Linked DNA regions of Homo sapiens: region 2 is linked to region 1. Evidence: chromatin contacts called from ENCODE Hi-C or POLR2A ChIA-PET data. All regions are on one chromosome and are shown on one strand. Each heading gives the region's core, a stretch centred on a gene start or an enhancer-like site at or near the end of the contact. The rest is flanking DNA. Distances are from core to core; before and after follow the strand shown.

What was found. Hi-C counts contacts between places; a loop is a spot of excess contacts on that map. ChIA-PET counts read pairs that join two places held with the same protein, here RNA polymerase II (POLR2A). Pooled maps may share reads with other maps.
Region 2: a loop to region 1 is called in a pooled map, with 2.6 times the contacts of the local background. The contact joins the promoter of GIHCG here to the enhancer-like site in region 1. A Hi-C loop is called at or near these places in 4 of 50 pooled maps. POLR2A ChIA-PET finds 5 or more read pairs at or near these places in 8 of 52 experiments (HCT116, OCI-LY7, PC-9 and 4 more).

The regions. Positions count from the first base shown.
Region 1 is chr12:57,802,169-57,805,695 of GRCh38, forward strand. It overlaps AVIL (advillin), which reads right to left. Exons shown (of 20, transcript NM_006576.4): 15 at 1,356-1,501; 16 at 1,079-1,223; 17 at 1-180. It also overlaps a transcript of TSFM not described here. Among named protein-coding and RNA genes, the nearest start is that of AVIL, 15 kb to the right of the region's middle. Within about 2 kb of position 1,371, at least 6 of the 41 ENCODE cell types and tissues checked have a DNase peak (open chromatin) inside an H3K27ac peak, as active enhancers do.
Region 2 is chr12:57,934,055-57,937,614 of GRCh38, forward strand. GIHCG (GIHCG inhibitor of miR-200b/200a/429 expression) reads right to left here and starts at 2,110. Exons shown (of 3, transcript NR_038269.1): 1 at 1,785-2,110; 2 at 1,416-1,499. RefSeq lists enhancers at 1,535-2,035, 2,036-2,536.

The DNA.
Region 1 (3,527 bases), core at 121-2,620:
GTTAGGGTCCCAGGCTAGGAACCAGCCTGTGAAGATGGGAGGCTCAAACCCCTGCTTAATGATCAGGATTGGTGTGTCGGGATCTCGGCCGCTGGGGTGAGTGTGCAGGTACTGCTGTGCTGTGGCAAGGGCACTCTCCTTCTCCGTGGCATTGGCCTCAGCCCCAATCCACAAGAACACCTGTTAAGGTGGAGATTTAATATATGTTACTGTGTTCATACCAAGGACTAAGTACTAGATCATACACATTACCCTATCTTTCCCCTTTCTTTCGTGAGCAATTCACAGCCTCAGAAAACTTTCTCAGCCTAATTTGTTCAGCAGAGAAAGGTTTTCCCAGAATCAGCTTGATGTTTATCATTTTAATTGCTATGTGTATCTTCCAGGTCTGCCTTTCCAAATTGGAGCTGTCTCTGAACTTCAGCTTCCTGAATCCAACTTCTTGCAGAACACCTCCTCTTGACTGCTCTAAGCACCTTAAAAATAACACCTTCAGGATGTAGCTCTTCTTTACTAAACTTGTATCTGAGTCTCCACTTTTGATAGGTGGTATCTATCTAGTCACCTAAGGCAGAAGCCTGAGAGTTTCCTAGAAACCCCCCATATCCAATGAGTCACCAGGGCTGACCAACTTTACCTCCTAAGCATTTGTCAAATCTGTCACCATCCCTCCATCCCTACTCCACTGCCCTTATGTGGGCCCACAGTAGCTCTTACTTGACCATGACAATAGTCTACTGACTGCCTTTGTTCCCCCAAAGGCCCATATCCTCTGCATGTGGAGTCCGTTGCTATTGATCCTAAGACTAAAATGATGATAGGATGATGATAGGATGGCTGGATTTTTCCAAAGCAAGGTGGGAAAATGCCCAGGATGGTGAGTTTCAAACATCATTCTCAAACATCACCCCTGGAAAAAAAACCCGGGCTTTCTTTTGGTCACTGCTGACAAAGGTTTGATTGAGCTGGGGATGGTCCAGGGCTACCCTGGGTTTATTCTAGGGTGGGGATACTACACAAAAACAACCCTTACTGTGGGAGTCTTTCTCATGTTCTGACTTCTGCAGCTGTGTCTTACCTGGTCCCAGGTATCTAGGAGCATCACGTCAGTAGGGTTCAGGTCATCCTGGGTGAAGTCTGTGATCTCAGTGACAACGAATTGGCCGGTCTTATTGGAACATTCAAAGAGACGAGACTGGACATCTAGGATTTCCTGCTGAAGTCTGCAATATAGTCCATTTAAGGGCATCAAGCTGCTTAGAAATGTTTTTAAAACTGAGGTTTTAGCCTTTGTGCAATTCACAAGCCTGGCAGGCAGGGGGAGCCCAGAAGAGGGGGAGGCTGTGTTCCCATACCTTTTATCATTGGCATAGGGAGTTTTCCCTCCCAGTAGGTCCCAGAACTCGGCTGGCTCCTGGCCCTCGGCCACAGTGTTCTCGCTGCCATCACAGAGAAGGCTGGCCAGCTCCTTAGCCATTGCCCGCTCATCCCCACTAGACCCCTGAGAGTGGGGCGAGGAGAGCACAGATGTTAGTTGCACAGGGGCACTTCGATGTGGAAAGAAAAGCATCTGAGACTAATAACTCAGTGTGCCAGGATCAGCTACCAAACCACAGTCCCTCAGCCTGGGAAGACAGACAAGTTTGTTCTAGTGCTGGGGAGTGGGGAGGAAAACAGTGTGGGGCAAAGAACAGGACTAGGCTTTGAAACCCACAGTGGGTGTTGGCAAAAGTCACCTTTGTTTCAGCTTCAGTTTGAATTTAGGCACCTACTTTTGATTTTTATTTTAGAGAAAAAATTTAAATTTATTTTTAAAAGTACATACAATAAAATATACTCTTTTGACATACAATTCTAAGAATTTTCACAAGCAGAATCATGTTACTACCACCACAATAAAGGCACAGAACAGTTTCTTCCTCAGTCCGTCCCAAAATTATCTGGGGTGCGACCCCTTTGGAGTCAAAGCCTCCCTGAATCCTTAACCTCTGGTAACCATGAATCTATTCTCCATCACTATAGTTTTGCCTTTTCCAGAATGCTGTAAGTGGAGTCATACAATATTTAGCCTTTCAGTCTGGCTTCTTTCTCTTAGCAGAATGCATATGAGATCTCTGTTGGGTTTACCAGCGCGCTGCTCATCCCTTTTTATTGCTGAGAAGTATTCCATCATGTGGATGTACTACTGTTTGTTTATCCATTTTCCAGTGGGGTTGTTTCTGATTATGAATAAAGGTGCTATAAACATTTGTGCACAGGTTTTTCTGTGAAGATAGTTTTTTGTTTTACTTGAGTAAATACCCAGGAGTAGGATTGCTGGATCATACGGTAAGTGTATGTTTAACTTTGTAAGAAACTGTCAGCTGGGCGTGGTGGCTCCCTACTGTAATCCCAGCACTTTGGGAGGCTGAGGCAGGTGGATCACCTGAGGTCAGGAGTTCGAGAGCAGCCTGGGCAACATGGCGAAACCTCGTCTCTACTGAAAATACAATTAGCTGGGTGTGGTGGCACACGCCTGTAATCCCAGCTACTTGGGAGGCTGAGGCAGGAGAATCACTTGAACCCAGGAGGCAGAGGTTGCAGTGAGCCAAGATCGCGCCACTGCACTCCAGCCTGGGCGACAGAATGAGACTCTGTCTCAAAAAAAAAAACAAAAAAAAAACTGAAACTGTCGAAATGTTTTCCAGAAGCTGTACCATTTGCAATCCTGCCAACAATGCATGAAAATTCCTGTTGCTCTGCATCCTTGCTCATATTTTATGTTGTCAATTTTTTTAACCATTCTAATAGATGTGTAGTGGTTATCTCATTGATTTTGATTTGCATCTCCCTAGTGACTAATGATGTTAAGCATCTTTTCCTGTTCTTTTTTGTAAAATAATTTTAGTGCATTTTATTTTATTTTGAGAGGGAATCTTGCTCTGTTAGCCAGGCTGGAGTACAGTGGCGCAATCTCGGCTCACTGCAACCTCCACCTGCCAGGTTCAAGCAATTCTCCTGCCTCAGCCTCCGGAGTAGCTGGGACTACAGGCGTGCACCACCATGCCCAGCTAATTTTTTGTATTTTTAGTAGAGGCGGGGTTTCACCATGCTGGCCGGGCTGGTCTCAAACTCCTGACCTCAGGTGATCTGCCTGCCTCAGCCTCCCAAAGTGCTGGGATTACAGGCGTGAGCCACCGCGCCCGGCCTTAGTGCATTTTAATCCACTATTGCAATATGAATTGACATCATATTTTGTGTTTTTGTTCTGTATTAGTGCCTGTCTGTTAGAGTCCACCAAATTCACATGGGAAGATTGACTTATCCAGCCTCCATCTGCATAGAAGTTTATGAGATTTCTGCTAGGTGTAAGCAGGGCTTTCAGTGAGTTTTTTTTTTTTTTGAGATGGAGTTTCACTCTTGTTGCCCAGGCTGGAGTGCCATGGCGCGATCTCGGCTCACCGCAACCTCCGTCTACTGGGTTCAAGCGATTCTCCTGCCTCAGCCTCCCGAGTAGCTGGGACTACAGGCGCATGCTGCCACACCCG
Region 2 (3,560 bases), core at 860-3,359, 130 kb after region 1:
CTGCATGCTCCCACCCTCCACCCTCAAGCAGACCCCAGTGTTTCTTGTTCCCTTAAGATTTTCTAATTCAACTCTGCATCTCCTATACTGTAAAGCACAGTGTTTTGTATTTTTTCATTTGTTTTTTCAACATACATAAGCACTGACTATGTATTGTGCTAGGAGCTGGGTAAGTGGTTAAAAAAAACCCCGTGCTTTCTGCCCTCAGACAGTTTAGAGTCTCGTGAAAATACATATTGTGATATATAATCAATAAAACTTTATTGAAAGAATGAATCTTACATCTTAAACTCCTTTTTCATCTTCTTTCCCCAAACTCCTGACCTACATTCCTGCGCCCTTTCCCCTGATAAATCCCACAGATTTCTCAAATCCAGCAGCTGAATTGGATTCATGTGCTATGGATACACATAAATAAGTTTGCCCCATGTTCAAGAAACTCACAATAAAGCACCTTCTCTCCCCAAACCTTCTGCTGATTTTAGTATCAATGTTACTAACTCCTTCTTATTACCAAGGGGAAATCTTGGTATTCTTTTTGACTTCTTCCTCTTTTTCATATTTAATTCTTTAATTCAAGCAATTATCCCTCTTGTTGAGGTCCTTTCACCTATAGCAGAGGTTGAAAATTAGTGACCCACAAATTGTATCTAGCTAGTAGAGGTGTTTTGTTTTGTATAATATTATCAAAAATATGATTTTCCTGTTTCTCCTGAAAAATCAGGCAACACTGAGTCCTTATTTTTGCAAGAATTGGCTGGAGTTTTAGATGGGACAGCTCAATCAACTCTAACATTCCAATCTCTATCACTCCTTGCTTTTGTCACATTCAGTCCATTTCCTCACTTATGAAACTTTCTTAGTCCCTAATTTAGGCATCTGAGTTTGCCGTCTCTGGCCTATATGATCATAGACTGTCAGTAGTGGAAGAGATATTAAAAGATCAACTCGTCTAACAGTCTCCTGCTTCCTCTCCCCACTCTTTAAGAGACGGAGAAATGAGGTCTAAAGAGCTTACATTACCCAATCAATTTCATACAGCTAATGTGTAACAGGATTCTATAATATGCCATTAGGCCTCCTCCCTCATACGGATCATGTTAAACTTATATTTTCCCTTTGGTTTAATTGCTAGGAACCTCAGAGCCCAATTTGTGGCACCCCTCTAGTAAATACACGGACCTTTTGGTATGAAGTTTTGGGGTATTAATATACCCCTGGCTTTATTTTGTTTTCCAATTACCTTTACCTCAGTTTCTCTTCATCATTTTCTCCTATTATAGTGTGTATTTTTTTTCCCCAAGCATACTCAATCTTTTGTGAAAGAGGTACATCCGTACAGGCGTAAACTGTCGGGCTGTATTGTCTGGCTCCCAATTTCTTTCTTTCACTGTCATTCTGCTTTGGCTACTCACATTCTCTGTTTTCCTTGACAGCCAAACTTCTTGAAAGAATTGTCTTCACATGCTGTGTCCACTTCATCCTGTCTTTTCAATTCACTGTAAACAGATTTAAAGCCTTCAATGCCTTCTTTGTTGCTATGATATTAATACCAAAATTATATTGTATTCATCCATATATGAAGGACACAAAATGGTTTTCCCTAAATTATCTCAACTATGAAAAAATATGCAGAGAAAAAAATTAATAGGTAATGCATGAAAATGTTACTTCTGGGTAGCTGGATGACTGGTGAGATTTATTTTCTTTTAAAAATTTTCCACAGTTTTAAAAACAAGCGCATTAGAACACATCCCGATGTAAATTAGAAATTCTCAACTTACATTTTCTAAAAGGAGGCAGAAAACTAGAGAAGCGACAGTGAGGAGCCACTGGGCCACACTTCATTTCACCTTAAGACTGACTCAGAGAAAAACAAGAGGGTACGACTCAGATCCCCGGGGCCAGCAGCAGGGCCGCGGGGCACGACTGGATAACCGCTTGTGAAGAAAATTTTAAGAGAGCCCTCACGACCCTTTAGCGCATCCTAAAAGACCTCTGAATATCTCTGCCTCTCCCGCTAACGGCTCCAAACCGCAGATAACGGTCAATCGCCTCCGGTTGTCCTGGTAACAGCCAGCAACCACAACCCTGCCTGCGTAACTCCTCCCAGAACACCGTGCGTCTTATCGCTTCACTTCCGGGTTCGGAGGGCCGACTTCTTCCGGAAGTATCTGCCTGCCAGTCACCTGGCGTTTTCTGGCTGTGTGGCTTTACTAGACAGAATGTGGCGTATTGTTGGGCAGGGCCCTGAGGACCCTTTTGTTGTTTCCCCCCCGTTTAACAGGACTGGAAAGCTAAGCAAAGGCTTTACTCTCACGGAATTGGATGAATTGGACGTTAGTTTTTAAAAAGCCGAAGGGTACATGTTAGCTTTATTTAACCATTCCACAATGTATATATATTTCAAAACATGTTTTATACTATAAATATAATTTTTATTTGTCAACTAAAAAACAGCATTAAGTGTTAAAAGCTGTTAAGTCAGAATATAGAGATGAATCTTTGAAATTAGAATGCTTTATTTGGGAAGAAAATAGTAATTTGGGGCATATATGTAGACTGGGGTGGTCTTCGGGATGTCTGAAGAGTGAAGAGGTTAGAGACTTTATAAGAAGGAGAAATGTTACGTATTGGTCTCCAAGAGAGTTTATTGGCACTATTAATGTTTTGGTGGGGTTGGCAAACTGATTGCTGAGTGACGGTGGTGGGTAAAATTAGTCTTAGAATTGTAGCAGACTGTCTTAGTAGCCTTTAGATTAAATTGGTTTTAAGTGTTAGCAGGCAGTTTCAGCAGCCAGGCCTGTAGAGAATTATATTTTTCAAGTGATATTTGTGACCTGAATGTTTTTTCCCTCTGGCCTCTCCACTCTTTAACTGGTATGACAAAAGTGACCCGATTTATATGATCAACTTTCACAGCTGACAGGTGGTAAACTCTTTACAATTATATGTAATTTATTTGTTACTGTGATAGATTTATACAATTTTAAATAATTTAGTTCCCATTAAAAAAGCAATTATTTTTGCTTTAGAAAATGAAGGCCAAAAAAACCCCCAAAACACAAAACCTCCAAATCCTACCCATTTAAGGACAACCAATGTGAATACTTTGTAGGAGTCTTCCAGACCCTTTCTATGAATTATAGTAAGTACAAATTCAAAATGGAATCATACTGTATATGCTAGTTTGGAACTTAAAAAACTTTTTTTTTTTTGAGACAAAGTTACTGTGTTGCCCAGGCTGCAGTGTAGTGGCCCGATCTCGGCTTACTGCAACCTCTCCACCACCTGGGCTCAAGCAATTCTCCTGCCTCAGTCTCCTGAGTAGCTTGGGATTATAGGCGGCGCCACCACACCCAGCTAATTTTTGTATTTTTAGTAGAGATGAGGTTTCACCATGTTGGTCAGGCTGGTCTCGAACTCCTCATCCCAAGTGATCTGCCTTCCTCGGTCTCCCAAAGTGCTGGGATTACAGGCATGAGCCACCCGCGCCCAGCCTGAATTTTTTTTTTTTTTGAGCTGTTGTCTTGCTCTGTCGCCCAGGCTGGAGTGCAGTG